Regions from separate parts of the Homo sapiens genome. Here region 1 is linked to region 2. The links are chromatin loops, found by intact Hi-C in ENCODE. Cell type or tissue: IMR-90. All regions are shown on one strand. Links, peaks and the distances in the headings refer to the core of each region. The heading gives the core; the rest is flanking DNA. Region 1 has its middle 92 kb from the start of ZFP42. Region 2 overlaps LINC02492 (long intergenic non-protein coding RNA 2492).

Region 1 (2,823 bases), core at 70-2,569, 300 kb before region 2:
TCCCATGAGGTTTCGTGCAATGTATAGATTACAGTTCAGGTTTTCCTAGCCTAGTATTCGTTCCCATGAGGTTTCTGCTCTGGTGAGTGGGACCTGTCTGTATCCACTAGTGTCTCTTCAGTTTTGAGGGCTGCAGTTTGTCCTATGAGCTCACTTCTCTGATAGATGTAGAAGACTTGTTGATTATCAAGTTTTTCAGCTTTTTACTTATGGTTAGGAGACAGTGATGATTTTCAGGTTCCTTTTATGCCGGACTAGAAATTGGAAGTCAATTTCTGACTATTAATTGAAATATTAGATGATTTACATCTGCTGTGATTATTGGTATGGCTGCGTATAAATCTACTATCCTGCTATTTGTTTTCTGTGTGTGCCATCTTCTCTTCATTCAACCCTCTTTATTTTCTGCTTTAGTTTCAATTGGTTATCTTCTAGTGTTCTGTTTTATGTCTTCTTTTAGCTCATTAGCTATGCTGCTTTATATTTAAAGTGGTTACTCTAGGATTGATAATATATATATTTAAGTTAACACAGTCTACCTTCAAATAAAATTATATTGTTATGCCATTTTACATATAATATCAGAAACTTACAACAGCAGTTCTGTTTTTTTGTTGCAGATGTTGTCTCAGATTAAATTAAGTATTTAAACATTTTTAGTGGTAGGGAGTGAACCTGTCTATAAAAGGAAATAGAAACCAAAATATGGTAAAGTAGTATATCAAAATCTAGTACTTGAAATTAAATGAATATCATAAAGTTATATAACAGAATATAATACATTGATAATAAAATATATTAGAAATAGCAGAACCCATTTGTACACAATAAATTTTTAATTATATGATGAGTATTTTCTTGATATTTTTTCACTAAAATTTAATAGAATTTATACTTCAAGCACTTTTCAATTTTAGTTTCTATTTCACAGAAATAATATTTTATTACTTTAAAATAGTATTTGCAGTCCAAATATTTTTGAGGTCTCATACTTAATCTTAAAAAGAAATATATATATATATATTTAAGATATATATATCTCCTCACCATGTAGTGTCAGTGTAAAATTTCCTAAGTAATTTTACATTCCAAGTATATGGAGAAGGAAAGCCAATATCTTCTCTACACTTATATCTCAGTCTCAAGTAGCCTGATTAAATCTTACTGAATAAGAATGGCATTCATTACATAAACTAAAGAAGACATCTCCACGAATTCCAACCTGCAGTCTATTCTGTGGACATTCTTTATGGTATTAAATCAAAACATTGTAAATTGTATTCCCACTACCACTTCTCATGCTTAATATGGCCTTGTTTTTGATCTGCAATTTAGATTTTCTTTCTCCAAGTCTGTGACATTTTATCTAAATGTTTGCTGAGAAATGGTTTATTATGTTAGAAAAGGGTGAAATAAAGCTGTAGAAATGTAAAGAATCTGGAGAAAAAATAGAAGTACTTGTTAGTTCAGATTTCTGCCTAAAAAGAACCCAAACTACAAATGTGTGCTGCAAAATGTAAAGTAATGCTCCAAGGTGAGAGCATTTTAATTTTTTTTTCAAACGAGCTTAAAAATATGAATTAGGGGTTGTTGTATAACTTAAGCAGTACTGTCAAATGAGTTATATAATACGCCAAACAATAAAACAAATTTGTTCCTTGATTCTTACACTAAAGAAAGACAGTGAACTCACCAAATGTCACAGTGTAATCGAAGGCTACAGCTCAGTTTTCATTTCTTTATTATTACAAATTCTTCTGCCTTTCTCATTGCTCATAGATTAGACGAGCTTCACAGAGCAGTTTGGGTTAATCCCTATAATGCGAGACAGTGCTGTGGTTTTCAGAGAGGGCCAATTCTTCAGCTTTTAAGAGGGAGGGATTTATCAGTGTGTTTTGAAGAGTCTACTATTCAACAGATCCAGGACCACTATGTAGTGACTGATTTGTAAACTCCAACACTGGGTGGGCCCTGGGCCCTGTTCTATAATTCTTCCATGTCTTCGTCCATGAACCTTTGATGTGCCCTCAGTGGCTTGATCCAAAATCTCATGAATCCCCCTTGAGACCTCAGATGTTCTGTCCCCCGACTTTATTCACTTCCCCCTTTTATCCTCAGGTGACCCATTCCTACTTTCCAGAGAAAATTAAGCCTGTACAAACATACTTATAACTGCTTCCATCCTTATCTTTGAATTGGATGGTGACGCCATTGACTGAGGTGATCCCAGAGCCAACCTGCCCGCTGCTGGAGAGAAGAAGCTGCCTCTAAGCCACTTATGCTCCAGCTCCCACACCAGCTGCTATACAGTTCATCCCACAAAGAAGAGCCCATTTCTAGCCTCCTGCTTCACAATGGGCCACCCTTTTCATATGGGCCACACTACCTTCCCTTTAAGAAGAAGAAACACTCAAACCATTTGGTGCTTCAGCTTCCAGGAAGATTAATTGTTATGGAGACTCTCTTTCTCCCCTTGGTTGCCGTAATACTGGCTTCTGCAGGAAAGCATGGTCAGCCAGTGGACCCATAACATCTGTCTTGAACTGGTTGCCCACTTCTCTTCAGGAAATAATCAGCACTGAGCTCATTATGCTCACATCCTTCATTCCCTCATTCACCCAGAAACCAGGTCCCAGGTGTAAAAAGTAAAGTAGAGGTTCCTCTTCAAAGACTTTCCTCCCCATCTAATTAGGAATACATAGTAACTTCTCTTAGAAGCAAAATTTATTCATAGACCTGTGCTAACATTCTTAAATATCTGCTATCCATAATAAAGAAATCAATGTACTTTATGTTCTTAGCTCCCACAGTTTAGCCTAAATA
Region 2 (2,823 bases), core at 290-2,789:
GTCTTGCTGCCAGCCCCAGTGAAAATCCAGCTGACTCTCAACTTTATCATCATTGGCCATCTTGAGTCATCAATTGGTTTACTGTAGCTGATATGCCTACACTTCCTTCATTTGAACCCAGGTTGAATCATAAATATTTCATTTACTTTAAAGGATTCCAAAGTGTGTGTATAATATCAGATTTTAATTTTTTCCCCACTGCAAGGTGTTAGAGCAGAAATATTATAATACTGAATTAGAGTTCTGAGAAAGCACGGTTCTGGCTGATGCAATGCAGAAACCCAGCTTTTGTTGCAATTTTTCTGGCTTGGTCAAATTACTCACTTGATGTTCTTGGGCAAACTATTTAAAGCATCTCCTTATGATTCTTCAACTGAAAAATGGGGATACTGTAAAATATAAACTGAAAACATGAGGGTATTAGAGGCCCCACAAACACACACACACACACACACACACACACACACACAAAGAGTTCAGCATGTGTCATTATAACAGGAACTTTTTTGAAGAACTTAATTTCTTTGAGACTTAATTCATAACACTGGAACATATAACCTATGCTAGAGATTTCTGTCTTTTCATTTTAGAACTATTCACTTTATGAAATTTCCATAGAGCTCCCAATGTAAATACATTTCCTCTCTCTCTATGGGACAGTCACTATAGAATTATTTCAAATATTTTATGTTTAAGTTAAGTTAACCTTTGTTAAAATGGAAAAGAATGGGAGTGAGCCCCTTTAGTAAGACAAGCTCTTTAGTGCAGATATGGTATCTGGCATAAAGCCAAACCTTCAGGTGCAAGCCTCCTAGGGTGTTCTTAATTGAGCAGCCCTTGCTTAAGAGGTGTGTGTTACCACAGGCTCAGGAGAAGCACAGAAGTTACAGATAAATAAAGATCTTGGAGCTAAATTTATAAAAAGAACCTTAGGGAACTGTATCATCAACCCCCATTGTTTCAGAATGTTGGAGTAAGTTCATAAATCTCACTAATGGAAGCACAAATATTCCTGAACCGTTGCCTACCTTTTATCAATCTGACCATTTTAGGGAAAGATTTTTCACTAAACTAGAGTGGCGGTGCCCACCTTGAAAGGGAAGAGGCCGAGTTGCTTTCCATTTATTGTTCAGACCCCAGGGGAGTGGGGAGGGAGTGGGGGATGCATCCCAGAGGCAGTGAGTGGGGACCTGGGAGGGGACTATTGGGGAACTACTGAGGACAGGGCGAGTGATTGCTGAACCTCTGTGATGAGACACGAAATCTACATTTACTTTGCCTTTAGCCAGCCTCTCCTCCATAAGAACCATACATTCAGTGGTTTTAAGACGAATTGTGAGAGATTATTTCCAAGTTTCTGAAGACCAGTGAAATCTTGGGTGGCTACTACAGGACTCCACCAAGCCTTGAACCTGGGGCTGCAATGCAAAAAGAGTTCATAAAATGCAGCAGCAATGTAAACTCAAAAATAGTATGAGGAGAAAAGAAAACAGTACTCTTAAGGATGTTTTTCTTTTAATATTGTTGTTTGGTATTTCTAAGTATACTTTTCTTTACTGGTGTTGATTTGATTGACTTATTTCCTTTGCGTTAACAAAAGGGTGCTTGTCCAGACTGGTGCCTGAGTCCTCTCTTCCCAAGGGCATACCCCCATGGGAAAGCAGCTTTGTGCAGAATAAGCCACCATGTGACCTGCACTGCCACCTACTGGTATTTATCTCAAACTGCAGCTCAGGCTAACAGACCTGGGTTTGTATAATATGATTAGCCTGGGAATTACAAAATATTTGCAAACTCTGCATCCAACAAAGGTCTAATATCCAGAATTATAAGAAACTCAAACAAATCAACAAGCGAAGGGTGAACGACCCCATTAAAAATGGGCAAAGGACATGAGCAGACATTTCTTGAAAGAAGATATACACGTGGGCAACAAACATGAAAAAATGCTCAACATCATTATCATCAGAGAAATGCAAATCAAAACCTCAGTGAGATACCATATCATATCAGAGGAATGGCTATTATTAAAAGGTAAAAAAACAACAGATGCTGGTCAGGCTACGGAGAAAAGGGGACGCTTATACACTGCTGGTGGGAATGTAAATTAGCTCAGCCATTGTGGAAAGCCGTTTGAAGATTTCTCAAAAAACTTAAAACAGAATTAGCATTTGACCCAGCAAACCCATTACTGTGTGTATATCCAAAGGAAAATAGATTATTGTACCAAAAAGATATATGCACGCGTATGTTCATTGCAGCACTGTTCACGATAGCAAAGACATGAAATCAACCTAAGGTGACCATCAGTGGTGGACTGGTTAAAGCAAATGTGGTACATATACACTATGGAACACTATGCAGCCATAAAAAGGGTAAAATTATGTCCTTCACAGCAACATGGATGTAGCTGGAATCCGTAATCCTAATTGAATTAATGCAGAAACAGAAAACCAAATACATCATGTTCTCACTTACCAGTGGGAACTAAACATTAACCACATATGGACATAAACATGGGAAAAATGGAGACACTGCAGACTACTAGAGGTGGTAGGGAGAGAGCAGGCAAGGGCTGAAAAACCGCCTATTGGGTACTATGCTCACCACCTGGGTGTAATATACTCATGTAACAAATCTGCACATGTAGTCCCTGTGTCTAAAGTAAAAGTTATTTTTTTTAAATGCAAAAATAGCAGACCATACCCAGAGTGAGTAAGAATTTTGGAGATGTTCTAGCCATTGGTTCAATCCCTTAATTTTACTTCTGGCACACTGAGAGCAGAGAAGAAAGATACACCATGCACATGGTCCAAAGAGAAA

The links. Hi-C counts contacts between places; a loop is a spot of excess contacts. Peaks named below come from ENCODE experiments on the same cell type or tissue, not always from the same donor. Only the 100,000 strongest peaks of a DNase experiment are listed, where the experiment ranks them.
Region 1: it touches region 2 in a loop (4-fold over the local background); 2 of 110 quality-filtered maps call a loop at or near these places.

The regions. Positions count from the first base shown.
Region 1 is chr4:187,902,304-187,905,126 of GRCh38, reverse strand. No RefSeq gene overlaps it. Among named protein-coding and RNA genes, the nearest start is that of ZFP42, 92 kb to the left of the region's middle. In IMR-90, for the core only: no CTCF peak of the experiment used is centred there; a DNase peak (open chromatin) is centred at 1,256; H3K27ac peaks cover 1,005 bases.
Region 2 is chr4:187,605,571-187,608,393 of GRCh38, reverse strand. The region is part of intron 2 of LINC02492 (long intergenic non-protein coding RNA 2492); the gene reads left to right. The region is part of intron 1 of LOC105377604 (a long non-coding RNA gene); the gene reads left to right. Among named protein-coding and RNA genes, the nearest start is that of LINC02492, 66 kb to the left of the region's middle. In IMR-90, for the core only: a CTCF peak has its summit at 1,700 (motif pointing left); a DNase peak (open chromatin) is centred at 1,673; H3K27ac peaks cover 768 bases.